Linked DNA regions of Homo sapiens: region 1 is linked to region 2. Evidence: chromatin loops called from intact Hi-C (ENCODE). Cell type or tissue: endothelial cell of umbilical vein. All regions are shown on one strand. Each heading gives the region's core, and the rest is flanking DNA. Links, peaks and the distances in the headings are about the cores only. Region 1 holds the start of RAB40AL (RAB40A like). Region 2 has its middle 58 kb from the start of BEX4.

Region 1 (16,844 bases), core at 4,745-12,744, 220 kb before region 2:
TGTACTAATTTACATTCCCATCAACAGTGTATGAGGGTTCCCTTTTCTCCACATCTTTGCCAGCATGTGTTATTGCCTGTCTTTTGCAGAAAGCCATTTTAACTGGAGTGAGATGATATCTCATTGTAGTTTTGTAGGAAGTGCAGAAAACTCGTTTTAGAGCTTTAACTTTGGTTGGAAAAAAGGAAAGAGAGAAAAAAAAGTTGGGGGAGGAAAGATATCCAATCCTGTGGCTGAATAGGCGGTGAGGGGTTAAAGGAAGAATTTTTAAAAATCTTCAATTTCTTGAAATTTCAGTAAGTTTAAAAGCTAATGTGAAGAACCCATTTCATCTCGTATTTAACCCTTGAATTTTCCTATATATTATTTTGTTTCTTACTCTCCTATTTCCACTTTAGAGCTCATGAGATGTCTCCAATGGACTAGTATATGTTTTGAGCTCAATACAAATATAGTTACTAGATGAGGAAAGAACGGACAACTGTGTGTCACAGAAATGCTAGTAATTTCTGGATTTTTGCCTCTCAGGGAGGTAGAGGATGGCTGAAATCCTGGTGTGATGTGACTGGATCATGCATGATCTGAGGACCCTTGCCCTGGTGACTGGTGGACAGGTTCAGATTTTTCCTATAAACATATTAACATACCAAACTGTCCAGAAGCAGCTATTAAGCAAACACCATACTTTGCTTTCCTCATGCAATCTATCACAGAGCTCTTCAGGTGAGTTCACAAATATGTTTGTCATTCCAGTGTGGGGGAACTTGATCTGAGTCTGCTAAGAGGCATGATATTGAATGACTCCTGTGACCTTCTGATAATACCTAAGAATATAGAAAACCTTCTATCTCAAAAACTTTGAACTCAAGGCATATCAGAGAGATATTTGCTTCTTTCTTCTAGATGTTTGTGTTCTTATTAGGAGAAACAATGAGAAATGATTTTTCACAATGTCTCCTGAGCCCTGAGGCTCAGCCAGCCCTTACTGCTATGTCTCAACATTTAAAGGCCATTGAAGTCCCACTCCATTCCATATACTTTGGACAACGTTTCTCATTTATGCCTGGGGACAGCTCTGTAACAATTGTATAATCAGTTCCATTTCACAGATGACTAAGCTCAGGCTCACAGAGTCTAAGTCACCTCCCTAGGTAAGTGGCAGGATTGGAATGAGGTTCCATCCCTCACCCTCCCTAGAGGATCCTGAGCACCTTTCTTTTAGAAGTTGGGCTTCCAGGACTTGAGAAATGGTCATATTCCACTCTCTTGCTATTGTGGCCCCAGAGGTGAGGTGCTCACTCTTCAACCTCTCAAGGTGATGAAGATGATAGAGGAGATAAAATCCCTATCAGCAACTAGTTTTTAGTTATTCTAAAGTTTTCCTCATTTTGTCTTCATGCCTCCTGGTCCCTGAATGATCTAATTTCCCTGGGGGCTGCCATTCCAATGGGAGCATTCAAATTTTTCTTAAAAAAAAAAATGATCTGTAAAGTTTTTAAGTCATAATATTTTTGAAATTGAAAATCAATTTCGATAGTAATAAAATTAAGAATTATCTTAAAACATTGGAGAAAGTATTTGCAAACTGTACCATATATAGGATTAGTATCCGTAATTTGTAACACACACTAATGACAAAGATATTGGTAATTCATTTCAACAGAAAATTTACATAAAATAAACATGAACAATAATCTTGTTAAATATGCCAAAACCAAAAGTACTAATAAAATGCAAATACTTAAAAATCCTGAGAATTTATATAAAGTGGAAAAAAATTGCAACAGAAGATGAGGACTGTGATTGTACTTTTGGAGAAGACTATGTGAATCGGGTGAATGTATTCATGTGCACCTCACCTACAGGGACACATCTGAAGAGTATGCAACATCCTTAGGACAACAGATCCCTTGGGTCAGAGGTTGGAGTAGGGCTAGTGAGAGATTCAGGTGAATTACAATTTGTAAATGTGCCGTTGATTGCGATTCCTGTTGTCAGAAGGCGACTCTGACTGCTGTGTGGGGAATGGACTGGAAAGGGACAAGATAGGGAGTGGGGATAACCATTAGGAAAATATTGCAGAAGTCCAGGGAAGAGGCACAGGTGGATGGGACCAGGGCTGCAGCTGTGTGCAGGTAGGGAGGAGTGAACCTGGACAGGGCGTGTTTGGAGGTACAGCAGGCAGAACTTGAAGTGGCTGTGCGTGTAGGGTGCATGGGGATAAGGCACAGTCAAGGATGACCCCTCAGTTTTTTGTATAGCCATGTGGAGAAATGACACCGTTTTCTGAGAGCAGTCCTTCCATTTGCTCTTGAGATATTCTCAAGGTAATTAGGTCATCCAAACGTGGTTGTAGTGAAAAGAAGTTATTTTAAAATGCATCAGTTGATGATTAAGATTCTGTTGTATTAAACTTTATTGAAGACACGTGCAAACTGTCAAACTTTTAGAACTTGAAAAATCTCAACATGCAAACTCACATTTAATGAGCAGTTTACTATGTGCCAACCACTGTTCTAAGGGCTTTTGTGCCTCAACTCAAGTAATTCTCAAAACAACAACCCATGAGGTGGGGATAATTGTTTTCCCCATTGTACCTTAAAGACAACTGAAGTATAGAGTAATTCTGTTACTCTCACAAGGTCACAGAGAGCCAGTTATGCTGATATCTCCGCAGTAGAATTTTTAAAATTATGGGATTCCTGACCAAAATGGCAAGGCAATATTTGTTTAAAAATATTTTGTCTTCTTAGGTCAGTACTCTATTATCCTTGTTTTACAGATGAAGCATTTGAGCTACTGCAAGCTGAAGCAAATGTATTCAAAGTCCCACAAATTTAAGAAGCAGGGTTGGGCCCTAGTCTGTCTCCACAGCCAACACTCCTAACCAGTATACTTAGAAAAGAGGAAAAGACATTTGCCAAACCATGTCAGCCAATGGTGGTTGATGGTAGACAGGACCATATGTCTTTGAGTGATAACTATCCTTCAGTAGCCTTTCTTCCATGTACCAGATGATATTTATTTAAGAAAAACAAACAAGATAATGTAAAAACAAAAGTATAATTATTTTTAAAAAGGTAATAATCATCACAGTTAAGTTTTCCTTAGACAACCTGGCTGTTGAAATAATTCCTTGGACTTCTACAGTTAATTCTATTCCCTTTCAGGAACTCCGAGTGCTTTTACACATGGAAATCACATTTATTCTGGTTTCTATCCTTCAACTGGTTGAAAGGCAGGGCTGGTCTGATTTCCTTTGATGGGTGAGGCCATTTCTCCTAGGGATGCACCAAAGAGTGGCATTTCTGAGTCATATGACATGTGTATCTTCAGCTCAGTGGATACTGTCAAACAGTTGTTCAAAGTGGTTGTTCCAATCTATATTCCCACTAGCAATGTTGAGACTTCTACTGCTCCACATCCTCACCAACACTTGGTATTTTCTATCTTTTTCATTTTTCTCTTTCTGGTAGACATGTGATAGTATCTCCTTGTGATTTTAATTTTACTTTCTCTTTAACTCTCCTTGAAGTGTTGTCTCTTAAAAGCTATCTGTTGTTTAAAAAAAAAAACCTTTCTATTTATTTGCTTAGAAAACTGGATCTTTCATCCTTTGGAGGGTGCATTATGGATTTTGCTGATTGGATTCTTATTGTGTTGTTTATTAATTTCCTCTAGCCTCTCTTATTTCTTTTAAATTGGTAATTAGATTTAGAAGTTTGATCAAATTCAGCTTATTCAGCAAGAGTACCTCAGAAGTGGTGTCCTTTATTACTAAAGTGTCAAATTAGTAGGTTCATTGGGTCTGGTTGTCTCTCCTCCTGTAAGCTTGAAATTGATCACTGTATTTCAGTGTTGTCACCCTGATCCATCCATTATAAAATTTCCAGTAGCATTTCATCATAAGATGTTTGAACCTCTGAAGTAGACACCCAAAACCTATTTAATAAACTAATTAGATGTAGACATAGGAGTATGCAAGGAAACAAAACTATGTATATGACCTGTCCATCTTTTTGTAAACATGAATTTTTCAAAGAGAGTTGTGGTCATGCTGTACTTATTGTTTCATTATCTACTTTGAGGAAAATTTTGTTTCTGTTTATACAAATTATGCCTTTTCATTGGAAGAAATACAGAATGCTCTCACCTGGTGCCCAGAGTCAGAATTGCAGAAATTAAAGTCAACCAAGAGCTTGGAAAGGGGTAGGAGATTTGAGTGGAGTAAGGGAGGCACATGTATTCTATTGTATAGAATTGTAGAGAACAAAGCTTTCTGGAATTTTCTATATGCATGTTTCCAGAGCAATGAATATGTGGGCATCATAAATATAATCAGGTCACAATTACAGTGTTTTTTGTTTTTAACATTTTGAACAATGAAATTTCCACATTTAAAACACTAGGGAATTGCAAATTTATAAAACAAATATCCTCTATCTCCCTCCAAGGCAAATATACTGATTTATTAAATAAATCTTTTTAATATACTATTTTTATACCACAGCATATGAATGTGATTCTTAGTCAATAAATGTATTTCTACACTATCATTTTGTGACTAGGGTCACAGATTTTCCTGATTTACAAAACATTATCTTAATGACTTTGTCACATTATTAACTTTTTTTATTGTTTAAGCCATATGAAACATAATTGAAATGTATATTAGAAATTAAAAATATTCTGTCTAAATCTTCTCCATCTCCATAATACAAAGATGGCCTGTATTAATTTATTCGTATCTATTCTCCAGATCTTTTTTCTCTCCATGTAGTACACTAACTTATTTTTAGCCACACACACATACATATAAACCCATGTAGAGAGAGATAGATATATATATTTTTTCACAATGGAACCATATACTACATTATAATTTATGACTTTGTTGATTGTCCAAATCTGATTCTTTTTCATTTTGTGTGTGTGTGTCTACAAGTGTTTTGGGGAGATTAATATTGGTTTTTATTGCATTGTCTCTTGATATAATTGACCTATCTCTGTTGTTTAAGAGTACTTCATACACAGAGGATAAAAACCTAGATTAAATATGCATACAGCATTTATATATTAACATATAAAAGCTACCTTATCTAACATTTGTAGTGTAACTTGCGTGTTTAACTGTAGTGGGTAGAATTATGTCCCCCTCAAAACATGTCCCAAACCTAACCCACCCAAACTTTATTTGGAAATAGGGTCTATGTAGATATAATTAAGTGAAAGATCTCCAGAAGTAAATATCCTGAATGTAGGTTGATGCCTAACTCCAATGACTGGTGTCTATATAAAAGAAAGCAGAGGGAGATTTGACACATGCAAGGAAGAAGGCCATGTGAAGATTGAAGTAGAGATTGGAGTTATGCTGCCTCAAGCCAAATAAAGGAGGAGCTGGAAGAGCTAAGAAAGGATTCTCCCCTAAAGCTTTTGGAGGCAGTGTGGTCCTGCCTACACCTTGGTTTTGTACTTTGGGCTTTGGTTTTATACTTCTGAACCATGAGATAATGAAATTCTGTTGTTTAAATGTGCAAAGTTCGTGATAATTTGTTATGGTGGCCCTAGGAAACTATTCATTGGCTGATATCCTACTTTTCATGTCTACAGTGATACTAATGCCAGTAAGATATGTAAAAAGAATTTAAAATGACTAACATTTCTTATGAACTGTATGCTTTTAATGTATTGAGTCAGTCAGTGCTCACAGCTGTTTTACAAGGTAGATACTGTGACTAATCCTTATTTTATAGATGAAAAACTGAATGACAGAGAGAATAAAGACTTTGCTTGATACTGCATAGTTAGGGAGTGGGACAGCTTGGATTTGTGTCCAGTACCTCATGCTCCAGAGCCTGTCACAGATTTGTGTTAAATTTAAAGAAACGACTGGACAAGCATGCATATTTTATGAGTTCATTGAAAGCAATACTCAGTATGGTTATATATGTAAACAAAAAACTGAACCTAGTGACCAAAAAGGGGATTGTAACCTTGGCGAGATCATGTTCATTGCAATCCTGGGGACAGAAGCCACAGCGCAGTGGGATAAAGAGTAAATGGGAAATAATGTTAATAGAGAATGTAGAAAATTAGAAAATTTTTTGAAGGAGAAGGAAAAGACAGAGTCAAAGAGGGAGAGAGGGAGGGGAGGGGGAGGGGAAAGGAAAGGGAGAGGAGGGGAGAGAGAAGAGGGGAGAGGAGAAAAGAAAGATATCCTGTGGCTGAATTGAATTGATGATGTATTAGGCCATTCTTGCATTGCTATAAAGAAATGCCTAAGACTGGGTAATTTATAAAGAATAGATGTTTAATTGGCTCATGGTTCTGCAGGCTTACAAACATGGCACCAACATCTGTTTAGCTTCTGAGAAGGCCTCAGGGAGCTTTTACTCATGATGGAACGTGAAGCTGAAGTATGTATGTCACATGGTGAAAGCAGGAGAGAGAAAGTGGCGGTGGGAGCGGTGGGGGGGCGGGGGGGTGCCACACACTTAACCAGATCTCAGGAGACTCACTATCATGAGGACAGTACCAAGCCTTGAGAGATCTGCCCCCATGACCCAAACACCTCACACCAGGCCCAACCTCCAACACTGGGGATTATAATTCAACATGAAATTTGGCAGGGACATATATTCGAACTGTATCAGGTGATGAGGAACAAAAAAGGATTTTTAAAACAAAAAAGAATTTTCAATTCTTTGGAGTTTGAGAAAGTTTAAAGTTAATTTGAAGAAACCATCTCCTCTCAAATGTGAACCATGAAGTTACCCATATATTCATTTGAATTCTTACCCTCTTTCCACTTTAGTTAATGAGACACCTCCAGTAGACTAGTATGCTTTTAAAGCTCAATACACTTTCAGTTATTACCTAATGAAAGAATAGAAAATTGTCTGTTATAGAAATTCTTGTAATTCCTAGATTTTTGCCTCTCAAGGAGGCAGCGGATAGCTGAAATCCTCTTGTAATGTAGCTGGATAATGTGTGATCTGGGAACCTTGCACTGTTTACTGCAGAACCGGTCTACAGGATTCCTATAAACATATTAAAATACTGAGCAGTGCTGGAGCACTCATTAGATAATTGCCACTCCTTGTGTCCCTGATGTGATCTGTCGTGGAGCTCACCAGGTGAGTTCACAAACGCTCCTGTCCTACCACTATGGGGAAGTGGATTTGGGTCTGCTCAGAGGCATGATGTTGAATAGCTCTTAGGAACTTTCAAGCACCTAAGAATGCAGAGACCTTTGGTCTCTAAAACTTTGAACTTAAGGCATTTCAGAGAGAGATTGCTTCTTTCTTCACGATGTTTGTGTTGTCATTAGGCGAAACAATGAGAAGTGATTTTTTCATGATGACTACCTTAGCCTTGAGGCTCAGCCAGCCCCTCATGCTGTGTACCAATACTTAAAGGCCACTCCCTGCTGTATATTCTCAACAGATTTTCTCATTTACCCCTCAGGACTGCTCTGTAAGGTTGGTATAGTCAATCCCATTTCACAGCTAACCAAGCTCAGGCTCACAGAGCCTAAATCACTTTTCCAAGTAAGTGGCAGGATTGGAATGAGGTTCCATCCCTCACCTTCCCTAGAGGACCCTGAGCACCCCCTTTTAGAAGATGGCTTTCCAGGGTTTGAGAAATGGTCAGATTCCACTCCCCTGCTATTGTAGTCCCATGGGTTCCCACTCAACAACTCCTCTGAAGATGACAGGGGAAGTGAAATCCTGTGCTTTGTGCCATGAGATCTGGTTGTAGGGCCACATGAGAGGGCTGATCCTTAAAGTGGCAAGTGGGCTCAGGCAGAAGCTCAGGTGTTGGCCTTGGGACAGGTGAGCTGCAGAGAAGGAAAGAAACATGCACTGAATTACTGTAAGCAAATGCACTTTACACCTCATCTCCTTTAATCTTAACTGCTACCCAAGGTCATTATCACCATTATTCAAATTAGGCTGCTGCCTTTAGAGGAGTTTACGTAAATCAGGGAGACAACTTTGTTGTTTCCTGATAAGCACAAACTCTGTAATACTCTAGACTTTTATCATTTCTCTTCATTCCTCCAGGGCCCTGAATGCTCTAATCTCCCTCCAGGCTGGCAGTACCTGCTCCCCAGGTGTTTTTCAATGTTTTTTCTTTGAAATTTAAGATCTGTGTAATTTTAAAGTCAAATTTTGAAGTTTAATTGGGTTAGTATCCATGATTTGTGAAACATAGTAACAAAATGGCAACTATTTCAACAGAGAATTTAAATGAAATGTACATGAACAATAAACATACTAAAATACGCCAACCCCACAAGAACTAATAAAATGCAAATATTTTAAAATCTTGAGAATTTATAATGACAAGATGCAAAAGATAAGTACCATGATTGCACTTTTGGAGAAGACAATGTGTGTGTGTAGGTGAACGTGTTGATGTGTACCTCACCTTCAGGGACATGTCTGGAGAGTATGCACCATCCTAGGAACAGCAGACCCCTTGGGGTTAAGGAGTGGGAGTTGACCAGTGAGAGCTCAGGTTAATTTTGATTTATCAATATGCTCTTGTGTACTGTTCAAAAACTGGTATTTGGGAATAAAAGTATTCTGATGAAAATTTGAACACACAAAATACTTTGGAACAAATTGTCAAAGTTAAGGTGTACATAATGTCCATTAATTTGAAAAAGCATTCCTTATATTCTATTTTATTGTGAAAGAAGTAAATAACAAGTCCAATTGACAGAGGTTTTGTGTGTGTGTGTGGGTGTTTGTGTGGGTGTGTCCTCTAGCTCTACCACCCCAAATACAAAATCATGGATGCAACTTTAGTTCCAGCGGGGATTGGAACCAATATCAGTTTCATATATTCTGGAACATGATGGATACATGGAAATTGCTACCATTAGGTGAATAATTCCAGAAAACTGTGGCTGATACATTGGAGCTAACCTCCAACCTCCATGCCTCCCTCTTCCTGAGTCCCTGGTTTGAGATTATCAGAGCTGCGTTTCTGTCTCTGGCCACTAGGAGGCATCAGAGCTATCTCTGTTTTTGTACATTTTGCAGAGTAACATGTTTCAAAATGACTTGTTTACTTTGATTCCAGTTCTGTTTGGAAAATTCACATGTATATTAAAGCAGGTCCATTTGCTGTTGACCCCTAAATCTACATCGCATTCACTGATTTATCATCTCTTCCCTTCTCAGTGTAGGTTGAAGTGTCCACACTGTCGGAGGGGGCGGGGGCGGGGGCGGGGGAGGAGGGGTCCCTCCAGAGAGCAAGGCATTCACTCTCCATAACTCTATCCCTGTACAGGCTTCTCAGACCTTCTCACACTCTCTTTCAGTCTTCCCCTCTCCAGGACACTATAGACACAGTTCCCCAGATGCTGCTCCAGTGCCTCCGACCTCTCTCCGTCACCTTTCTACAGCCCCGTCACTGCTACCTGGTGTTTCATTTTGTGGATGCCCTGGAGCATATGTTTTTACATTTACACCGATCAGTTTTTTTCTTACCAGCATGGGGAACTGGTTTTGTGTCTTCTCGGAGGCATGATGTTGAACAGTTTTCGTGAGATTATGAAACACACAAGAATGTAGAGAACTCCATCTCTAAAACTCTGAAATCAAGGTGTATCAGGGAGATTTGCCTTCTTTATATGGATGTCTGTGTTTTCATTAGGAGAAACAATGAGTAATGATTTTTCACGATGCCTGCCTTGGCCTTGAGGTTCAGCTAACCCCTACTGCTATGTCTCAATATTTAAAGGGCCATTGAAGCCTCCCATTCCATGCCATATACCCTGGACAGGTTTTCCCATTTATGCCTGGGAATAACTCCGTGAGGATGGTATAGTCAGTCCCATTTCACAGATGACCAAGCTCAGGCTCACAGAACCTAAGTCGCCTCTTGAGGTAAGTGGCAGGATTGGAATGAGGTTCTATCCCTCACCCTCCCTAGAGGACCCTGAGAGCACCTCCCTTTTAGAAGATGCACTTCCAAGGCTTAAGAAATGGTCAGATTCCACCATTCAGATCATGGCGATGTCTTTAGGGGAGTTTGTGTAAATTAGGGAGACAACTTTGTTATTGTTTGTTCTGTATTGATGAGTATTTAGAATGCTTCTCATTTTTTCCTTTTTAAAAAGATTTCAGCAATACTGTAGCAAATAACCTCTTACCTGGCTATTTTGTACATGTGAAAAATGTTTCATCCATTACATGCTTACACATCTATCCCTTGGGGCTTGATTTCAATAATTTAAACTCCCTTATATGTGTCTGAGCATTCTCATTCCTTTAACCATCTTTATACCTGTTGTAGTTACAATATTTAAATGCATTTATAACTGAGAAGTGTGTTTCCATTTCCTTGATGTATTTGGTCCCTCATCCTGCCCCCATACACAGACACACACAGAGCCACTTTTACCTTTTTCTTTTGCAAATTAAAAAAAAATTCTTATTCAGTTTTTTCTACATTGAAATTTTGTCAAACGATAGGTGATAAAAGTATATTTAGATAGTTGCATTTGCATTCCTTATATATTAGTGAGCTAGAATGCATTTTCTTATGATTATTGGCCATTTGCATTTCATCATCCATGAACCATTTATATATTTTGTCAGTTTTGCTGTTTTGTTATAGGATCTGTACGTGTGTTAAATCTAAAACCCTTCATTGATCTATGCATGCGTTATTTCAACACATCTTTCTTGGCTGAATATTATTTATGAGACACTCTAGAAAAATCCATATCCTAGATGTTTCTTCTGAGATCTTGGCTCTTATATTTATGGGAGATGTCCCCCTGCAGCAAAAAATGTGTTAGTGCCCATGCAAACATGCGTGGCTTGTCAAGGATCACATGCACAGACAGTTCACACTTACTCCTAAACCCGGCATGGCCACAGAGTAGAAAGGATGTGTGGGGCATTATATAAGGAGAGCACTGGCTCAGGATTGTGATTTCTGTGATCTCTATACTAACGGCAAGATTTTTAAAAATTACGTAACATTTCTGAGTTTGCCTTTTCTCATTTGTAAAATGAAAACAATCATAGCTACCAAAGACAATTGTTCTGAGAAGTAAAAGAACAAATTATTTTAAGCGTCATACACAGCGTAGGGTACATACGGTACTCAACACATCTTAGTCTGCTTCCTATCTCATACCCGTCCTTCCTTTAAAGGAGATTCCTTTGACATAATCCAAAAGGCATGGTTCCATAACGATCACATGAAAGTTTTAAGGGAAATGTATAGGTTTCCATGATGAATTAACTGCTGTGTCACTACTCTGTGCTGGGTAAGAAAAAGGAAAACAATCGCTGAACCGGTTTCCCAGGGTTTGTAAAAGAAAACCATCAAAGCCACCACCTCATTTCACTTTATTTCGTAGACTTCCCCATCCCATTTTTTATGTTCTATGCTAATTTCTCAAGAAAAATAGGCCCGGCACCGCCTCTGCGCACAACCTTGCTGGTCTGGCCCAGGCGGGGGGCGGGGCCAGCACGATGAGCGCCCCGGGCAGCCCCGACCAGGCCTACGACTTCCTGCTCAAGTTCCTGCTGGTGGGCGACAGGGACGTAGGCAAGAGTGAGATCCTGGAGAGCCTGCAGGACGGCACGGCCGAGTCCCCGTACAGTCACCTGGGGGGAATCGACTACAAGACGACCACCATCCTGCTGGACGGCCAGCGGGTGAAGCTGAAGCTCTGGGATACGTCGGGGCAGGGAAGATTTTGTACCATATTCCGCTCCTACTCTCGTGGTGCACAAGGAGTGATCCTGGTCTACGACATTGCAAACCGCTGGTCTTTCGAGGGTATGGATCGATGGATTAAGAAGATTGAGGAACATGCCCCTGGTGTCCCTAAAATCCTGGTGGGGAATCGCCTACATCTGGCATTCAAGAGGCAGGTGCCCAGGGAGCAGGCCCAGGCCTACGCCGAGCGCCTGGGCGTGACCTTCTTTGAGGTCAGCCCTCTGTGCAATTTCAACATCATAGAGTCTTTCACGGAGCTGGCCAGGATAGTGCTGCTGCGGCACAGGTTGAACTGGCTCGGGAGGCCGAGCAAGGTACTGAGCTTGCAAGACCTCTGCTGCCGCACCATCGTGTCCTGCACACCTGTGCATCTGGTGGACAAGCTCCCGCTCCCCATTGCCTTAAGAAGCCACCTCAAGTCCTTCTCCATGGCTAAGGGCCTGAATGCCAGGATGATGCGAGGCCTCTCCTACTCCCTCACCACCAGCTCCACTCACAAAAGGAGCAGCCTCTGCAAAGTGAAGATCGTCTGCCCACCCCAGAGCCCACCCAAAAACTGCACCAGAAACAGCTGCAAAATTTCTTAAGGAAGGCACCAAAAGGAAACAAGCTGGAATCGCTCCAGGAAAAACTCTGAATGGTTACACCTGGAAGAGGGAAGATGCATTCTAGATTCAAAGAAATACGTTTTCAGTTTCTCATGGGAACAATGCTGCTTGGGAATGTGTGTGATGCCTTCTGTCAATAAAAGCACTTTACGCAGTTTGACTTTGAATTTCTACGTGGATGTGCATGTGTTTATAAAGGGGAAATTAGTACTCTGCTTAACTCTTGATAACATGAAATTTTGAATGTTACTTATATCATAATCACACTGCATCTTTTTCCTTAAAATAACCGCTTTTGTAAGAATGGTGATATGACAGTGATGAGTATAAATTCAAGGGAATTTGAGATGCAATGATAGTGAGATCATTCCGAGTCATTGATATTACTAGAGGGGACTTTTTGTAAACCTCCTTTTTGATGTCAAAGCACCAATTTATAAAACACTGCAGATGCATATAGAGATTATACGTAACAGATCTGTCCAGTTTGTGCACGAAATGGATTTGATAAAGTTTTTGCTATGTTATTTTACTACATTTGGAGATTAATAAGTGATTTATATGTATGTTTTTCTGTAAATCTACTTTTTTGTACAAGATGTTCTACAAGATATGAAGCTAAGGGAGGAAAACGCCAAAGATATCTCTAGTTATGTTGAACATAGCCAACATGGTTTCAATGGGTCAGTAAGAAAAAAGCCATTTCAGTAAGGAATGAAATAAGTACTTATTTATGAAAATGTTTCTTAACAATAAAAAAGTATATATTTTTATCTTTTGGTAAAACGAAAAGAAAAAGAAAGAAAAATATGTATAATGTAACCCTGCAAGATTAGGCTTTGCAGAAAAACAATGCAATAGAACACGGGGGGCCAGGCCCATTATAAGGCCTTAGGTGAGTAATTTCCCCTGTGCTGGCCAGTTTTGGTTAACACCTCTCAGATCGATATAGAGGTTAATGAGATCACATCTGGGAAAGCACTTCTGAGACCTTAGATGGGAAGGAAGGAGAAGTGATTTCCATGTAGTTACTTTCCAGTTTACACTGTGGGTTATTATAATTGATATTGGATGAACTGAGTAAATATAAGTCCTTGTACTCTTTTGTAATTGAATGACCATTTATTTGTGCATTGTCATAGGTTGATTGTAACATAAAGTCCCGCAGAAGGGCAGTACCTCTGGCCTCAGGGAGCCTTGGGGACTCACCCTTCCTGAACTCTGGTACTTTTCTATCTCATGAATTTCCCACAACATTCCTGGGAGGTAGAGGATATAATCTCTGTACCATCCTGTAGCTTAAGAAACAGTGATGTTTGCAGGTTAAGCAACCTGGCTGGGGAGCATCCTACCACTAAGTGGAAAAGCAGGGACCGGCACCCTATATGCCCCCATGCAGACTGTGACGCTGAGCTGCACATCACACCATAACCAAGCAAATCTTGCTTTCCTGCTGACCCAGGCCACTACTGAAATCTGTATCTTCAGCTCTGAAGCCAAGCTCCCAGTTCTGTCTCTCTTCTGAAAGACAGCCTTGTCAGACCTAAATTTCCTACTCTGTAGACAAGGGAGTGTGTCTGGGCCATTGCTTTAGAAACTGGAGTCCGCAGACAGTTCCTGTATCAGGAAGAATATGCACTCTCAGAGGGACAGGGGTCATGCTGAGGATGAATACTTGAAGGAGCAGGCCCTAAACACATGCAGATCGGGGATGCATAGAGTCTTTAATAGAAATTACCAAATCAACCTGGAAAGAGGTTGTACTAAATGACATCCCCACCACCAATATGAAACAGGGTAGACTTCCCTGCATGTGCCCACCTTACTGGAATCCTGAATGGTTTCTTTTTATACTTTGATGATATGACAGGTGGAAATTCTTTCATTGTCATTATATTTAATTTGATGTTCAGATAACTTAAAAAAATCCCTAGTATACAAAATGCTCTAATAATCATCATTGCATTATGTTTTTATTGCAAAATGGTCCATTTTCACATGTAGCCTAAAAACAATGAGCAACAGGCACTTGAGTCTGCAGGTTCTAGAGCTACTGCTGGCATTACATTTCCAGGGTGTGTGTGTGGCCTCTGGGTGCTTCTAATGACACTGTTTTCATAGAAGGGGATTAAGAATGTCTCTCCATGACATTGGTTGAGTTCAAGTTTGGAGAGGATCTGGATCTGCACTTTATGGAGTCTTTTTGAATGACACAGGAGCTGGACCACAACACGCTTCTGAGCAGGCTGTAATCTTTTCCCCATTGTGGAAAGCAAGCCTGTCTGTGACCTCACCTGCTCAAGTCAGGGTGGATCCCTCCAGGATGTAAGGTACGGAAGTCGGCCTAAATCTGCTTCTGAACACTGAAGCTGGGTGCTCCCATCTTGCAGAGACCTGAAAAATTGCCTGCTCTCAGCCACCAATGCCACAGATTCAGTCACTTGTGTGAGAACTCTGTCCTGAGAGATAAAATACCATAAATTACCAGCAGCTGTTTGACACATCTTGCATCCATCCATCCATCCATCCATCCATCCATCCATCCATCCATCCATCCTTGCAGTTAATAGACATTAAGGCCAAACTCTACACGATCCCTTTTGTGAAGTTTTAGGCTTCCCCAGAATAGAAACAAGGAAGTAAAGTGTGGAAATAGGGGCGTGGTGAATTCAGTTTGTAGATCTAAAAAGAGATGGCCCCTTCCTCTTAATATTCAACCTGAAAGGGTCTCTTATCATTGATAATTTTAAAACATAATTTAATACCCTGGACCCCTCTCTACATCCACAGTTACGGTTCTCTTTACATATATTCTCTCCATTGTAACCAAAGTTCTATGAAGAATTCTCAATACTCAACTCACATTCCTCCACCTCAGTCCTCATTGCTCATCTAATGGCGCTTTGTTCCCCCACCCCACCACTGAAATGAAACCCACCAAGGTCTACAGCCACTTCTTTTTCACATTTATAGATCAAGAATGTTGAAATAAACATCCTAATGTTTTCATCTGTGTAATATTTCAGAAGTTTTCTTATGCAGGTACTTATAAATTTATTCAGAAATGTATGCATTTATATACTTATCTTCAAAAGATAAGGTTCATCCTACATTTAATATCATAACTTGCTTGTTTCACTGAGAACATACCTCAAAGTTTATTGATTATGAATAAACATGAGTCTATACCATAGGGATAGTAGAGATACTAATGGCCAGTAAAGACAGAAGAAAAGAAATTAAAATAGCTAAAACATATTATTTGCCAAGTCCTTTTTAGGCATTGAGTCATTCAATTTTCAGAGCACCCTTACAAGGTAGAAACTGTTACTAATTCCCATTTCGTAGATGAAAATCTGAAGTACAGAGTGAATAAAGACTTTGCCTGAGACCACACAGTTAGGGAGAGGGAGAGCTTAGATGTGTGTCCAGTACATCATGCTCCAAAGCCTGGGAGACTGTCAAAGCTCTGTTGTTAGGTGAAAGAAGCAGTCTGCGCAAGCATGCGTACTTTGGGAGGTTACTAAAATGAATATTTTGTATATTAATATATTTATATGAAAAGCTAGATATAATGAGAAAAGGTAGATGATTATGACCTTGGTGAGAGGACATTCATTGCAATCATATGGGCAGAAGATATAGTACAGTGGGATAAGCAATCAAAGGGAAATGAGGAATGTAGAAAACCCTTTTCCAAAATTTGAATTTAAAGGTTATATATATATATCATATACACATTTAGTAATTGGCAAATGAAAGAATGGATAATTGTGTGTCAAAGGTATGCCAGTAATGCTAAGATTTTTGTCCCTCAGGGAGGCAGCAGGTGGCTGAAATGCTGGTTGCTGTGGCTGGCTAATGCATGACCTGAGGACCTGTGCACAGGTGACTACAGGACAGGTCCAGAATTTTTCTATAAATATATTAACATAGCAAGTAGCCCAGAAGCAGCCTCTGGGCAAACACCAAACCTTGCATCCCTGGTGCTATCTATCTCTGAGCTCGCCAGGTGATTTCCCAGTCATGCCTATCTTGCACACTGCCCCCACCCACAACCTGGGAAGCTGGATTTGGGTGTGCTCAGAAGCGTGATGTTGAGTAGCTTGTATGAGACAATGAAATACTTCAAAATGCAGAATACTTTCTTTCTCTGAAACTTTGAACTTAAGGCATATTACAGAGATACTTGCTTCCTTCAACCAGATGTTTGTGTTCCCATGAGAAGAAATAATGAGATGTTTCCCTAGGATCCTACAAATGTGAGCATTAAATATAATTTGTTTGTTTTTATTTTAGAGTATTTTCATTAGATCTAGATACTTCTATGTTTGTCTTGATTGACTCTATTGCATTATTTTATTTGACCTTCAAATAGTTTTATCTTCGTGAAGTGGGAGCCCCTCTAGTTTGGCTTCTGGTCTTTTTGACATGTCTTCTGGTATGTTAGTTGGGCCCAGCATCGTCAGCTACAATTCCTAC
Region 2 (16,844 bases), core at 4,482-12,481:
CTTTAAATGTTAATCTCATCTTAAAAACAAAAAACAAACCAAAAAATACTTTTGCAGAAACTTCAAGAATAATGTTTGACCAAATATCTGGTAATCATGGCCCAGTCAAGTTGACACATAAAATTAACCATCACCTGAAACATAGAATAACTGAAATAAAAATCGAATGGATGAACTCAACAGAAGGAAAGGAAAGAAAAATATATAGTGAACCTGAATGTGACAATAGAAATTACCCAATTAGACCAGCAGAGGCAAAGTAGACTAAAAAACTAATAGAATAAAGCCTCAACAACCTGTGGGACTATGACAGACTATCTAATTCCATGTCATTGTTGTCTTGGATAGAAAGGAGGAAAACAAAAAGAAAAAATCTTGAGAGCGGGGAGAAACAAATAATGCATTGAGAAAAACAATAGGAAGGACAGCAAATTTCCCATCAGAAATCATGTAGACCAAAAGGAAGTGGCACATTTTTAACTGCTAAAAGAACTGTCAATCTCTGGTGAGTGGAAGTCATTAACTGTGAAGAATGGTTTGTCTGGATGGTCAAGGACTTGGAAGGAAAATCATTGGAAAATTGGTAACATGAAAGTCTGGAGAAGAGATATGTGGATAAATCTCTATAAATCAGGGAAAATATGAAAATATTTTTTGTCCAATGTGAATGTTAATGAAAGGGTGCCTCAGCAGAGGAAGACTTTAATAATCAAGTGGACAGCATGACCCATTTTGTGGATACCAGTCAGCCTCTTTGCCTAGCCACTCCTGTCATTACCCAATAGGCTTATGAACAAAGTGCCCATGGTAGCAGGGATGGACTTTATGCTTGGCTTAGAAACATGGACTTCCACTCAGCAAGGTCAACTTGGCTACAACCACTGCTGAATATCTGCCAGCATACAAGATCAATCCTGAGTCCCCAGTATGATACTATTTCCCAGGGTGAACAGTCAGCTACCTGGTGGCAGATATATTACATTGGATCACTTTCTTCATGAAGGAGCAGCATTTTGTTCTTATTGTAGTATGTCCTTACTGGAATATTCTGGATATGGATTTTCCCTCCCTGCATGCAGTGCTTTTGCCAAAATTACTATCCATGGACTTACAGAATGCTTTATCCACTGTCATGGTATTACATACAGCTTTGCTTCTGACCAAGGAGCTTGCTTCATAGCAAATGAAAAGACAACGGGCCTATGCTCATGAAATTCGCTTGTCTTACCATGTTACCCACCATCATGCAGTGGCTGTATTGATAGAACAACCCCTATATAGGGGATGTGATACTATCTGGTAAAATTGCATAGGTATTTACTCTTGGAAGGAGATCTCTCTTTTCCAGGAATCTATTCCAAAGAAAAAATAAAAAAATGAAAAAGGGCATAAACACAAGGCTATTCCTGGCAGAAAATTTTTAACAGCAGAAAACTAAGAGCAAGACTAATGTTCATTAATAGGAGGATGATTGAATAATCTAATGTATGTCTATATTAGGGAGTGCTGTACTATGCAGGTATAAAAAGCAATAAACTTTCACTCTCTATAATGCTATGAATTAATCTCTAGGATATCTTGTTAACTGAAAAAAAGCAAGGTGCAAAAACGTGTGTAGAGCTGCTGCTTTCTAATACAGTAGTCATTAGCCACGCATGGCTATTTAAATTTAAGTTTGATAAATTTAAATACAATTAAAAACTCAGTTACTCTAAGGATGAAGAGCAGCAAGGATGGAACCCGATGATGTATAATCTTTTAAAATATAATACCTATTTACAGGATCCATGTACTGTAAAGGTAAGAAATAATGATCAAGTCAGCAGCAATGAGAAACCCTGTTACGCAGATTGATTCCTCTAAAATCATTTCCTGCTAAAAAGAACTGAGCTTCCTTAGAGAGACATATGATTCCAGGTCCAGCGTAGGCTTTGTTACAGATAATTCTGGAACAAACTATCATACCAGAAAGCATGTCAAAAAATACTTAGAAGCCAACCTGAAGGGGCTCCTACTGGCCAAACAGAGAACAATTTGGCCAAGAAAAAAATGACTGCAATGGATTATAGCACATCAAATACATAAATGTCTATGAACTTCTGATGACAATCTGAAAGAAAAATACAGAAAACAAGCTAACTGCTCACCTATGCAGGTTTCTAGGAAAATAACTCATTATCTTGAAAAGTGGAAATATACTGCAAAAGAATTAAAGCATTCATCCTTCCCTTCCGGTGCATGCCATTCCCAGCATAACCTAATAGTTGTCATTAATAAAAGAAAGTTTATTTTAAAAAGTAATTACAGTTTCTTCTTTTTAAAATTATTATTATTATTATTGAGACAGGGTCTCATTCTCTCACCCAGGCTAGAGTGCAGTGGCGTTATCATGGCTCATTGCAGCTTTGACATCCTAGGCTTAAGCTATCCTTCCACCTCAGCCTCCCAAGTAGCTGGGACCACAGGCATGCACCACTATTCCTGGCTAATTTTTATTTATTTTAATTTTTTCTGGAGACAAAGTCTCACTATGATGCCCAGGCTGATCTTGAACTCCTGGCCTCAAGCAATCCTCTTTTCTCAGCCTCCTGAAGTGCTGGGATTGCAGGTATGAGCCACTGCCCCCAGCCTATTATTATTATTTTTAGACAAAGATGGGGTCTCACTATATTGCCCAGGCTGGTCTCCAACTCCTGGGGTCAAGTGGTCCTCCTGCCTCAGCCTCCCAAAATATTGGAATTACAGATGTGAGCCACTGTGCCCAGCCAAAGAATTACAACTAATGAATAAAGAAAAAAACGTAGAATTACTACATCACCTTTGTGCAAACTTTAATAAAATGCAGTTCTGGCAACAATCTTCAAAGAATGCAAAAACACATGAGGTGAAAAGCACATGGGAAATTTTATAATGGATGATTCAGGCTGACAGCACCCGAACCCAGTGATCAATTATAACATCACAGGAAGAGAGACAAGCAGACAAGACGAGTCTCCTGGTGTAACTCTGTAGGAAGTACAGGTCCACTGCCAGTGGGCTAGATTATCTGCAAGAACTCTAGGATATCTCCTTGAATCTCTGTGTACTGATAATACTACTGCTCTGTCACTTTTAAAGCAAATAAAGCCCCTGAAAACAGGGACATGCTTTGTTCCAACCACCTGGACAAAGTTCTGCCTGTTGTCTGTGTCCTAGCCTAGTTCTTTTAACTAGTAAGCCTTCTTACATGGCAGTCTGAAGAATGAAGGTGTTTTGCTTTTAGAGAAAGGCACAGAAGCAGTGGGCTGAGCTGAGGCACTGTGCAGGACCAGCCTGCCCATGGTGGTTGCCATAGAAACTTGACCTCATGGCTGGGCATGGTGACTCATGCCTGTAATTACAGCACTTTGGGAGGCTAAAGCAGGAAGATTGCCAAGGCTCTGGTGAGTCATGATTGTACCACTGCACTTCCAGCCTGGGTGACAAAGCCAGACCCTGTGAGAGAGAGAAGAAAGAAAGAAGAAAGAGAAAGAGAGAAAGAAAAAAAGAAAGAAGGAAAGAGAGAGAAAGAAAGAAAGAGAAAGAAAGATAGAGGAAGAAAGAAAGAAGAAAAAGAGAGAAAGAAAGAAAGAAGGAAAGAGAGAGAAAGAAAGAAAGAGGAAGAAAGAAAGAGAAAAAAGAGAGAGAGAAGGAAAGAAAGAAAGAAAGAAAGAAAGAAAGAAAGAAAGAAAGAAAGAAAGAAAGAAAGAAAGAAAGAAAAAGAAAAAGTGAGAAAGTGAGAAAGTGATATGGTTTGGGTCTGTGTCCCCAGCCAAATCTCATGTGCAATTGCAATCCCCATTGTTGGAAGAGGGGCCTGGTGGGAGGTGATTTGATCATGGAGGTGGATCCTTCATGAATGATTTGGCACCATTTTCTCCCTTGGTACTGTATAGCGGGTGAGTTCTCATAAGATCTGGTTGTTTAAAAGTACAACCTCCTCCCCTGCAGTAGTACCTCCTCCCCTCAAGTCTCTCTTCTTCTTTCTCTTGCCAGGTAAGACATGCCTGCTTCTCCTTCTGCCATGATTGTAAGTTCCCTGAGGCCTCCCAAGAAGCAGCTGTGCTTCCTGTACAGCCTGCAGAACTGTGAGCCAATTAAACCTGTTTTCTTTATATATTAATGTTACCTAGTTTTTCTTTGTAGCAGTGCAAGAATGGACAGGAAAGAAAGAAAGAAAGAGAGAGAGAGAGAAAGAAAGAAAGAAAGAGAGAGAGAGAGAAAGAGAGAGAGAGAGAGAAAGAAAGAAAGAAAGAAAGAAAGAAAGAAAGAAAGAAAGAAAGAAAGAAAGGGAAAGAGAGAGAGAAAGGAAGGAAGGAAGCAAGGAAGGAAGGAAAAGAAAGAAAGAAAAAAGAAAGAGAGGGAGAGAAGGAAGGAAGGAAGGATGGAAGGAAGGAAGGAAGGAGAGAAAGAAAGAAACTTGAGATCATTGTGGTGACTGTGAAGACTTTTTAATAAAGATCATTGTTGTCTAGTTAGAAGAGCAGGAGCCCAACTTCAGGAGTTTGGGACTCAGATGAGGGTGTGGGTGCCCCACGGTGGGAGATGAACCTCCCTGGGGTGTGGTGAGATGAAGTGATCCCAGATGCAAGTCACCTCCTTTCCACTTTGGGACAAGTTGCCCTGGCTGTCTGGTGAGGTGTGGCAGGGAGATATAGGACTCTCCTGTCCCCAGTGAGTGTGGTGTCCTACACCAGTGTCCTGGAGCTACTTTCCATATACAGACAGGATGTGGGAGGATGAGACAGGTAATGACTCTCCCTGAGCCTAGCGTCCCCCTCTAAAATTGGGATAAAAATGCTCACCCATAGGATTGCTGGAATAGTGATAACACAGGTGAAAACTCAGAACTCTGTGGTTGTTGTACTCATAGGTTGTGGTTTTGTACTCATAGGCTCCCATCATCCTCCCTCCCTGTCCTGTCCTTAGGCAACCACCGATCTTCTATTACTATAGATTATTTTTCATTTCCTGGAATTTTATTTAATGGAAACATGAAGGTTGTATTTTTTATTGGCCTCACTTCTTTCCTTCCACTTATTTAATTTTAGATTTATCAATATTGTTGCATGTATCAAAATTTTATTTATTTGTTTATTTATTTATTTATTTATTTATTTATTGAGACAGAGTTTCACTCTTGTTGCCTGGGCTGGAGTGCAATGGTGTGATCTCAGCTCACTGCAGCCTCCGCCTCCTGGGTTCAAGTGATTCTCCTGCCTCAGCCTCCCGAGTAGCTGGGATTACAGGCAAGCGCCACCATGCCTGGCTAATTTTGTATTTTTAGTAGAGATGGGGTTTCTCCATGTTGGTCAGGCTGGTCTCAAACTCCTGACCTTATGTGATCCGCCTGCCTCGGCCTCCCAAAGTGCTGGGATTACAGGCATGAGCCACTGGGCCCAACCAATTTTATTGTTTTTAATGGCCAAATAGTATTCTAGTATATGAGTACACTACAATTTATCTATTCAACTGTTGGGAAAATTTTGGCTTATTTTCAATTTGTGGCTCTTGTAAATAAAGCTGCTATGAAGATTTGTGTATAAGTCTTACCATAGACATGTGCTTTCTTTCTCTATGGTAAGTAAATATGTAAGAGTGCTAAGCTGGATTATATGATAGATGTAAAATTAACATCCTAAGAAACTGCTGGCTGGACGTGGTGGCTCATGCCTGTAATCTTAGCACTTAGCAATTAGCTGGGCATGGTGGCGCGCATGTGTAGTCCCAGCTACTCAGGAGGCTGAGGCAGGAGAATCACTTGAACCCGGGAGGCTGAGGTTGCAGTGAGCCGAGATTGCGCCACTCTGCACTCCAGCCTGGGCGCCAGAGGGAGACTCCAAAAAAAAAAAAAAAGAAGAAGAAGGAAAGAAAGAAAGAAGGAAGGAAGGAAGGAAGGAAGGAAGGAAGGAAGGAAGGAAGGAAGGAAGAGAAAGAAACTGCCAAACTATTTTCCAAAGTGGTTAAACCATTTTTCATAACCACCAGCAGTATATGAGAGTCCCATCCTCCATGACCTTACCAACATTTGATATGGTTAGTCTTTTAAATTTTGGCCATTCTTAAGAAAGTGTAGTGGCCTCTTATAGTTTTCTTTGCATTTCCCTGATGAATAATTGTGTTGAGCATCTTTTCATGTGCTTATTTGACATTTGTATATCTTCTTTCTTGGAGTGTCTTTTCACAGTTTTGCCCATTTATTTATTGGACTGTCTCACTGATTTTTGTGATAAAAACAAACAAAATAAAATTTACCATCTTAACCATTTCTAAGCACACAGTGCAATAGTGTTAACTATATGCACTTGTGCAATAGAGTTAACTATATGCACATTGTTGTGCAATAGATCTCTGGAAATGTATTATCTGTTGAAGCTCTATACTCATTGAACAAAAATTTCCCTTTTCACAACTTCCCTAAGCCCCCAGCAATCACTATTCTACTTGTGTTTCTAATAGTTTAGCTACTTTAGTTACATCATATATTTGGACTAACGCACTATTTGTCTTTTTGTGACAGCCTTTTTTCACTTAGCATAATGTCCTCAAGGTTGATCCATATTATAGTATATGACAGGATTTTCTTCTTTTTTTAATACTGAATTGTATTTCTATGTACATTTTCTTTACTTATTCATTCACTGATGGACAATTAACTTGCTTCCACCTCTTGACTACTGTGAACAATGCTGCAATAAACGTGGCCATGTAATATCTCTTCAAGACTCTGTTTTCAATTCTTTTGGATATATATCCAGAAGTGGAATTGCTGGATCATATGATAATTCTATTTAAAATTTTTTGAGGAACCTCTATACTGTTTTACATAGTGGCTGCAGCAGTTGAACAACATGAGTTTGAACTGCACAGGTCTACTTATACGTGAATTTTTTTCTATCACCTCTTCCACCCCAGAGTCAGCAAAACCAACCCCTCCTCTTGCTCCTCCTCTTCAGCCTACTCAACCTCCCAGAAAATACCTTGAGACAAATGAAAATGAAAGCACAATATACCAAACCTTACGGGATGCAGCAAAAGATGTACTAAACAAGAAGTTTATAGCAGTAAGCATTTACATTAAAATGCTTTTACACTGTCAAATTTAGCAGTGAGGGGTGGATACCAACTTTAATGACATTAATGTTAATAAGTTCTGATAACCCACTACCATTGGACAAGCCAAGATTCTTTATTGTGGTTTCTGTCAGGAGAAATGGGCAAGGTAGGGTAGCCAGTCTTAGTGTTGGCTGGTTTGAACATTTTCAGCGGGCTTTGGGACACAGGGGTTGTCCCAAGTTGTCTGGTACCTGGCCCTTGGTTGATTAAGCAGGGAAGTAGTGGTGTTGATTGTGAGTGTGAGAAGACATGGAAGGGATGTGGACTCTGGATTTGTTGGTTTCCATATGAAAGGCATAATCCAGTGCTTTGCTACATATAGGAATTGGTTAGCCCTGGGAGTGACAGTCTCTTCAGTGTCAACAAGGTCCCAGACATTAAAGCATAAGAATAAAAAGTTACCTTTAATGCACAGCCTTGTCTATATAACCAGTCCTTCTGGCCACCAAAGAATATTGTAGAATATTGTTATCCCATTTGGGAAGACAATCCGTGGTCTTATGTGGGAGGGAAAGACCAGTACACTTTCAAGTAATTACATTAACAGAGACACTCCATATATTCCAGAATTCTGCATGATAGACATTAAATTAATAGTATACAAATGTCAGTTGTTTAGGTCAGAATGTTTCCAAGTGTGATTCATGCACCACTTCATCAAAATCATCAGAAAGTACTTGTAAAAACTGCAGATTCTAGGCCTATCCTGGATGTGATAAACCAAAACAAGGAAGGTGAGGTAGGAGGTGTCTACATTTTGAGTGATTTTGTCAACTGGTTTTCATTCTCATCCAAGTTTGAAAAGCACTGCTATAGATTTGCAACAAATACTTCTCAAAATTTTAAATCTTCTGATATTTAATTTTGTTGTCATTTTTTTCTGCCAGTCACACTCAGCTTTAAATAGTTCTCTATTGCAGTGTGTAAAATAGGTAACAATTCCTTCACTTAATACTTATCCAGTGATTTATATGTGAGCCACTAAACTAGGAACTGAGGATATGGCACAGGGAACAAAACAGGTACAAAACAAAACAGGTAACAAAATATGGAGCTTTCATTTTAATCTGGGAAAACTGGCAATAAGCAGGTAAACAAATCAATAAGCAGGGTGATTTCATATGGAGATGAATGCTTTGAAGAAAATACACATGCAAATATAGTATAAAATGACCAGGACAGAGATTATCACAGGTGGGGATGTCAGTGAAGCTCTTTCTCAGGAAATGGGCATTTGAAATAAGTCCTGAATGACAAGAAGCCAAGCATGGGCAAGCCCCCTTAACTGGGACAGGAAGTATTAAATGAAGCAGAAACTCCACATCATCACAGATGGGCTTTTTGCATAAGTAAATGGGAAGGACTCCCTTCCTAGGGATAAGGCAGACACACACTCAGAACTAACAAAGAAATAATGATAAAAGTAAAATCTCTACATCCCACCCGTGAGAAGAACAAAGATGAAACCATACAAGGGTTGCCTCATCCTTCATGCTGTTAGAGAGATCCTGTCAGGAGAAGGCATTAGCCTGTTGGCACTACGCAAGAGAATAAATATTTGCTTTACAAGTTGCCTCAGTTTTCCAAGGCAGTAACTTATCTCCACTCAATCACATCATTTCCTGTTTCTATGCTGACTTTCTAAGACTCAGGGGGAAACTTCAACTAAACTTGCTTGGAATGGTGTGTTTGATGCCATACCTCACCCCACCATGGGGTGGGCACTAACATTCATCTTGCTCCCTGTGGTGCAGGTCTAGATATCAAGAGAGGGAGGTCTGGGATGCAGATATAGAATTGGACTGATAGCATCTGCCACATAGTAGACATCCAATACATATTAAAAAGTTAGTGAGATGTAGATACAGGAGTAAGCAGAAAAAGAAACTAAGTATGTATCTCCTAAATATTTTTATATACATGCATTTTTCAAGGAGAGTTGGAATCACTGTGTACTTATTGTTTCATAATGTACTTTGAAGAAAATATTTTGTTTCTGTTTATTACAAATATGTCTTTTCACTGGGGGGAAAAACCTTAGAAAATGGATAACAATGCCACCTTGTGCTCAGAGTCAGAATTGCAGGAGTGAAAGTCAACCAGAGGACTTGGCAAGGGGTTGAGGATTTGGGGAGTGAGGGAGGTGAATGAATTCCATTGTACAGAACAAAGCTTTCTGGAATATTCCTCACACTGGCAGCAATTCTTCTATATCTGTGCCCATCCTGGGATCTTCAAACTCTAGGCCTGAAAGTTCGGTCCCTATTGAACCAAACAGAAAGCTTCACGAGTTGGTGTGTGAATAATTGTGCAATACAGACACTCACACACAGAAATACTGCCAAATTGTTGTGATCTGCTTCTTTACTCATAAAACATATATCGAGAATATATTTACAAAGCAGTAAATATATGAGCATCGTATTTGTAATCATTCCAAAGTTTTTATATTTCTAACCTTTTATTCAATAAAACTTCTATATTTTAAATCTTACAGAAATGCAAATTTAAATGAAAGTATCCTTTATCTCAAACCAACATACACACATTGAATTATTGTCAAAGAAATTTTTTTAATGTGCTATTCTGTGGAGCAATATTTGCATACTTTTTAGTCAATAAATGTATCTCTACCCTGTCACTTTGTGGCTTGGTTTGCAGATTTTCCTGTTTTACAAAACTTTATCTCATAACCTTGTCAGATTACCAATTATGACTTTTCATTGTTTAATAAGTATGAAACGATATAGAAATGCATATTTAGAAATTATTCTGTTTTCCCCTTCTGCCCCACCTTCTGCCCATTATTGTAAAAATGTAGTCTCTGTTAATTTATATAGGCCTATTTTCCAGAATTTTTCTCTTGTAATCATACACATACCTATACACTCATGTTGATATATATTCTTTTGCAAAATGCAATCATATCTTATGTTTTATTTTTATAACTTATCTGTTTCACATAATTATGATTCATTTTCATTTATTTTAATTTGTTCGGTTTGGCATATTTCCAGGTGTTTATTGGAGATTTGTATTGCTTTATGTCTAAGAGTATATCACACATATAGCATACAAACCCTATATCTGAGTATAAGTTACAATTTTACTAACTTTTCACATGCTCTTTTTTTTTTTTTTTTTTTTTTTTAGATGGAGTCTCACTCTGTCACCCAAGCTGGAGTGCAGTGGCATACACACAGTCACATGCCTTTTGATTTTTAATTTTTGCTATGTGGATGGCATTTTACACTTTATAATGTTTTTTGGAATTTAAAAAATACTTTGGCACATTGTTTTAAAAAGGACAACTTAATAATATTGCTTTAAGATATGTCTTTAGGCCGGGTGTGTTGGCTCACGCCTGTAATCCCAACACTTTGGGAGGCCGAGGCGGGCGGATCAAGAGGTCAGGAGATGAAGACCATATTGGCTAACACGGTGAAACCCCGTCTCTACAAAAAAATTAGCCAGGCATGGTGGCGGGTGCCTGTAATCCCAGCTACTCGGGAGGCTGAGGCAGGAGAATGGTGTGAACACAGGGGGCGGAGCTTGCAGTGAGCCGAGATTGCGCCACTGCACTCCATCCTGGGTGACACAGCGAGACTCCATCTCAAAAAAAAAAAAAGAAAAGAAAAAAAAAGATATGTCTTTAGAACATGTGGGAAAAGGAAATAAAAGAAAAAAATAAGAAATAAAAAATAGGCCAGGCATGGTGGCTCATGCTTGTAATCCCAGCACTTTGAGCGGTCAAGGTGGGAGGATCACTTGAAGCCAGGAGATGGGGAGTTTGATACCAACCCTGGCAACATAGTGAGAAACAAAACAAAACAAACAAACAAACAAAAATTAAAAACATGGCCAGGTGTGGTGGTAGCTGCTACTCATGAGGCTGAGGTGGGAGGATCACTTGAGCCCAGGAGTTTGAGGGTGCAGTGAGCTGTGATTGCACCACTGCACTCCAGCCTAGGTGACAGAGTGAGACCCTGTCTCAGAAAAGAAAAAAAAAACACAAATAAATAAATAAATAAAATAATAAGGTATATCAAATGTCAGCTCACAGGACAGAGGGTGGAAAAGCGTAATCTTTTTGTAATCTTAAGCTTTGAGTTCTGGAACAATAATTTAAAAGGCTGTTTCCCTAGGTTGTGTTACTTAGCTTTTAGCTCCAGTTTCCTTATCTGAGTAATGGGGATAATAATTGGTCTTGAATGGAGTTGTTATGATCAAATGAGGTTTAATATAAAACACTTTCATACAATAGTTTTGTGTATGTTAATATCCTTCAGTCCGTAACACCATTCCAGCCATATTTAACAGGGATGATATCTCTTAACCGCAATAGCATCATTACAGTTTGATGTGTATTTGGGAATGTAAGAAGGGAACCACACTCAGCTATATTATGTAGGAAATTCAGTGCTATCTCTGGTCTATGCACTCCAATGGAGTTGGGGTGGAGAAGGTCCTCACTCCTTTTCCATTGAATAATTGTGTTTTTCCTGTACTCTGTTGGGGCCTTCTGTGTTTACATCAGGTGTGTACATGACCTGGGGCTCTGGGGCCTTATTGGAGCTTCAGAAAGAGGTTACTGATGGTGAGTGTGCAGGGAGGGACACTGGAGGAAGAGTTAAGAATTGTTCCTGGGACCCAGTCCCTGAACCATCCAGGGTGAGTTTCTTCTCTTTGCCTTGACTTGAACTGTCACACAGTTGTTCAATGAGCATCCATCACTCTTCACACCTCCAGTGGCCCAGGGGATGGAGAGGTCGTGGTAATCATTGCATAAAGTCCAGGTCCTTGTGGAACTTATGGCGACCTCTGTAAAACCACCTTATTATACAAGAACAGGGAGGCCTCAATGGAATAATCAGAGACTCCTCAAAGAGGGGCTAGGCCTGGTACAATGGGCAGGACTTGTTGGGGGTAGTTGGAGAAGAGAAGAGAGGGGGGTCCAGCCTGACTGACTGGGCCAGGGGAACAGACAGGGCTCTGAGATAACTGACCAGACACTCTAGGTCTGAGGCCATCCAGGTTTGGGACCAACTGGTGAAGAACACATTTGCTTCAGTGGGATGCTGCAGGTTACCTTTACCTGAAATTGCACAAATATGGTGAGAAGGGAAGTGCCCTGTATGCCTCTCACTGGTCCATGAGGGCAGGGAAGAAACAGGAGCACTGACAATAGTAAAGTGATTGATGTCAGCACCCTAAACCTTCATTAAAGTGGGAAGTGAATATCAAGGGGAAGGATTTACCACTAATTGAGCACCCACACTTTCTGTAAATTGTCCACCCACTTTAATTTCTCTCTGACCCCAAGCCCCATGGACCCCTATCTGCCAGTGAGTCCTAGAGTCACATTCTTAACCAGAACATTCTCTCCACAAGGTCACACTCTCCATGTTTTCATTTGCTTTCTCTCTGCATCCTCCCTGAGATTTTTCACAAGGCTTTTCTCTCCCTCTGTTGCCTCAGCTCTTTTCATCAGCTCAGTGTGTTGTATCACAACTCAACAAGGTTCTGACAAGATTGGGCACAAGTTAACACTCACCTTTACTATCTTTTAGATATTGCATTTTTGCAGTTATTTCTGCAGAGTTAAATGTATACTCCCACTCTAACAAAGCTGCATGTATTGACCAAACAGCCTTTTATGGTTGGGCAACTGTGCTGTTGTAAGCATATGGGCTCCCTCTACTTTACTCAAATGTGCACTTTTCTCTTGTCCACACACTGCCTGACCTTTTCAACTGTGTTCTCTGTATGGGATTTCCCCTGGGATGTAACGATTTGTTACTGGATTTCAATCATGTTGTCTGCACATGTTCCCACATGCAAAATTGGCCCTATCACTCTCTATCCTTTTTGGATGCCTTCAGTGATTTACCAGGTGGGCCCACAATACTCCTTTCATTTCTCTCTAAATTCATGTCTCTGTCAACTTTCTCAAGGTAAAGAGTAATGAAGATGCAGGAGATGATTCCTGGGCTGTCTTGAGTCCTTTGACTTGAGGGAAGAAGCATTTAATACCCAGGAAGTGGATCTGACAAAATTTGATTGGTGGCGTTAGCACAATTTGGAACATCTGGAAAGTGTTACTTTCCAATAGAGATATTTTTTAAGGGAAGAGGAAAGATCTTTGAGGCCAAAGTAACCAAGTGTCCAAGGGAGTGATGTTCAGATCCTGTTTATTTAGAGCATGGGAAAACTGTGTGCCCCATCCCAGTATACTTCTCATTCATTCATTGTTTCATATATTCTTGAGTAATAGGTATGCTGAACAGTGGCAAGTTTGTGTATGCCCAGCTGTTTCCAATGCCAAGGCCAATAAAGTCTCCTTGTCATCAGCCACTTACAGTAGTATAGTCTTCAATATTTCTTCTACATATATTGAGAACTAATCAGATGGTGTTATACTTTTTACTTAAACCATCAAACAGAATTTAGAAATCTCAAGAGGAGGAGGAAGAGCTATTGTATTTACCCATCTTTTTGTTCTTATGTTCCAAGAGCACTTCTTTTATCAATTCCTTTCTGGCTAAAGCCATTCTTTTAGAGTATGTCTGCTGGTTAAAAATTGTTTTTCCTTCATTTGGAATATCTGTATATCCTCAATTTCTGAAGGATAATTTACTTGAATACATAATTTGAGGTTAACAGTTCTTTAAGCACTTGAAAAATGATGTGCCACTCCTTTCTGTTCTCCATGGTTTCTGATGAGAAATTTGCTATATTTTTTAATTATAGGCAATGCATTATTTCTCTCTTCCTGATTTTAGGATTTTATCTTTGTGTTTAGTTTTCTAAAGTTTGATAATGATGTGTCTTTTCGTGGATTTCTTTGGGATAATCCTTTTTGGGATATGCTCAGATTTGTACCTCTCAGTTTACGTCTTTTGCTAAATTTGAAGGTCTTCAGCCATTATTTCCTCAAATAATTTTTTGCTCATGCACTCTTTCTCTTCTCCTTCCAACACAAAAGTGACACAAATATTATATCTTTTGTCATAGTCCCACAAGTTCTTGAGGCTTTGTTCTGTATTTTTAGTGTATCCTCTCTTTTCAAAATGGTTAATTTCTGTTGCTCTGTATTCAAGTTCCCTGATTCTTTTCTCTTTCCTCTCCATTATGCTGTTGCATCCATCCATTGAGTGTTTATTTTATTTTAGAGATGGGGTCTCGCTATGTTGCCCAGGATGGTCTTGAAGTCCTTGGCTCAAATGAATCTCAAGCCTTAGCCTCCTGAGTAGCCAGGATTACAGTTGCATGCCAAGCACACCCGGTCCACTGAGTTTTACTTCAGTTATTGTATTTTCTGGTTCTAAAGTTCCATTTGGTTCTCCTATATATCTTCTATTTATTTGTTAAGATTTTCAATATTTTCATTGGTTTCCAGCATTCGATTTGTGGTGTTAGCACAGTTTGGAACATCTTATTTTTTTCATTGAAGCATTTTCATGATGACTGCTTTTAAAGTCCACATAGGATAATTCCAACATCTATGTCATTTTGGTGTTGGTATCCATTGATTGTATTTTCTTTCTCAATTTTAGATTTTCCAGATTCTCAGTTAAAGACAGATTTTTAAATTATTTCCTAAATATTTTTGGTATCACGTTATGAAACTCTGGATGTTATTTAAATGAAAACCCAGATTCGGCCAGGCGCGGTGGCTCACGCCTGTAATCCCAGCACTTTGGGAGGCCGAGGCGGGCGGATCACAAGGTCAGGAGATCGAGGCCATCCTGGCTAACATGGTGAAACCCCGTCTCTACTAAAAATACAAAAAATTAGCCGGGCGAGGTGGCGGGCGCCTGTAGTCCCAGCTACTCGGGAGGCTGAGGCAGGAGAATGGCGTGAACCCGGGTGGCGGAGCTTGCAGTGAGTCGAGATGGCGCCACTGCACTCCAGCCTGGGCGACAGCGAGACTCCGTCTCAAAAAAAAAAAAAAAGAAAACCCAGATTCGCTACTCAAACCTCTTTGACACAGGGGCTGGAGGGTGGGAGGGGAAGTGGTGCCTTATTACTGCTTGGGAGAGATGGGTTTCAGGCTTCTCACTAGGTCTCCATCTACACTACTCTGGCTAAGAAGAGCAGCACGCCTCCTTCCTATTTCCCATGTGGCCTCCATTGACACCATGGTGTGTGTGGAGGGGAATGGGGAGAGCTTATTACTGCTGGGTGGAGATAAAAGTCTAGGTTCCCCACTCAGCCTCCACTAACAATGTGGAGGGGGCAGGTGTGAGACTGGAAGGGAAGTGGCTCCTTCTTACTGCTTAGCAGAGGTGAAATTTCACTCCCTGCCAGGCCTCCACTGACACCACCCTGGCAGGAGGGGGAAGACACATTGTAACTGCTCTCCATGTAGCTTCCACTGACCCTGTGAAGATAAGAAAGCCCCGTATTACTGGATGGTCATAAACGTTTCACCTTCCCACTCAACTTCTGGTGACTCCAGCCCAGAAAAGAAGAGAAGGGGCATCTCATTATCATTGGGTGTGGGTGCAAGTCAAGTTCCCTGCATGGTGTCCACTGACACCATTGGGGGTTATTCATTTCTACCAGGTGAGGATGAAAGTACTTGTTCTCCACATAGTCTTCTCTGGTATCACCCCAAAGGGTGGAGATGGGTGTCTGTTTACAATCTGATAAGTGTGGAATCCATGCTCTCCACTCAGTCTGCTGGCATTGTAGGGGTGGAGCTGTGTTTTATTCCATTGTTCTTTGCTAAAATAGGGCAGTTAGAGTCTAAAAGCTTGCTTTCTTACTATATGTCCCCTTTTCTGGTTCTTTGTCTAGAGGTAGCCTTTCAGAGTCTTATGTTTATTTTACTTATAATATTGAGGGATTTTAGCCATGCTCAGCAGAAATAGTACTGAGAAGTGTATCTATTTCATCTCATCCCCCAAACAGAAGTCCTTTTCTTTATTCTTAATACAAGTAAAAAAAAGTATATATTTTTGCATTCCCCCCTTCTTACATTAAAAAGTACCATGCTACTCACATCTTTATGAATGTTGCTTTTTTTTTAAATTACTCTATATCCAAAGCACTATATGGAGATTTTCATCAGTTTTCTTTACATCTAACTTAGTGTCCACCTTTGTGTGGTTATATGATAGTATTTCATGCACCCTACAATGATGAGTATTTACGTTGTTTCCATTCTTTTGTTCTTCAAATAGTGCCACAGGGCATTTTGCTAGATATTAGCAAATTCCCATCCATAGTGGTTGTGTTAATTTTCTATGGCTACTGTAACAAATCACCACAAAATTAGTGTCTATAAACAGCTGAAATTTATTGTCACAGTTCTGGAGGCCAGAGTTCAAAATCAGTTTCACTGGGCCAAGACTAAGGTATCAGCAGGACCATCCTTTTTCCAGAGGCTCTAAGAAATAATCAATTTCTTGCCTTTTCTAGTTTCTGGTTTTCCAGCATTCCTTGGTTTGTGGTTTCATTGGTCCAATCTCTGCATCCTTGGTCACACTGCCTTACTGCCTTCTACTGTCCTGTCTGTGTCAATTATCCTGCCTCTTTCTTTCTTTCTTTTTCTTTTTCTCTCTCTCTTTCTTTCTTTTTCTCTTTCTTTCTCTTTCTCTCTTTCTTTCTTTCTTTTTCTTTCTTTCCCTCCCTCCCTCCCTCCCTTCTCTCCCTCCCTCCTCTCTTTCTCTCTTTCTCTCTGTCTCTCTCACTCTGTTGCCAGG

The links. A loop is a pair of places that touch in the nucleus more often than their neighbours do. Peaks named below come from ENCODE experiments on the same cell type or tissue, not always from the same donor. Only the 100,000 strongest peaks of a DNase experiment are listed, where the experiment ranks them.
Region 1: a loop joins it to region 2, with 14 times the contacts of the local background. A loop is called at or near these places in 5 of 110 quality-filtered maps.

The regions. Positions count from the first base shown.
Region 1 is chrX:102,925,815-102,942,658 of GRCh38, forward strand. It overlaps RAB40AL (RAB40A like), which reads left to right and starts at 11,458. Exons shown (of 1, transcript NM_001031834.1): 1 at 11,458-12,486. The coding sequence starts at 11,505. The coding sequence ends at 12,341. All of the region lies in intron 10 of LINC00630 (long intergenic non-protein coding RNA 630), which reads left to right. In endothelial cell of umbilical vein, for the core only: a CTCF peak has its summit at 8,990 (motif pointing right); no DNase peak of the experiment used is centred there.
Region 2 is chrX:103,149,013-103,165,856 of GRCh38, forward strand. No RefSeq gene overlaps it. Among named protein-coding and RNA genes, the nearest start is that of BEX4, 58 kb to the right of the region's middle. In endothelial cell of umbilical vein, for the core only: a CTCF peak has its summit at 9,196 (motif pointing left); a DNase peak (open chromatin) is centred at 9,199.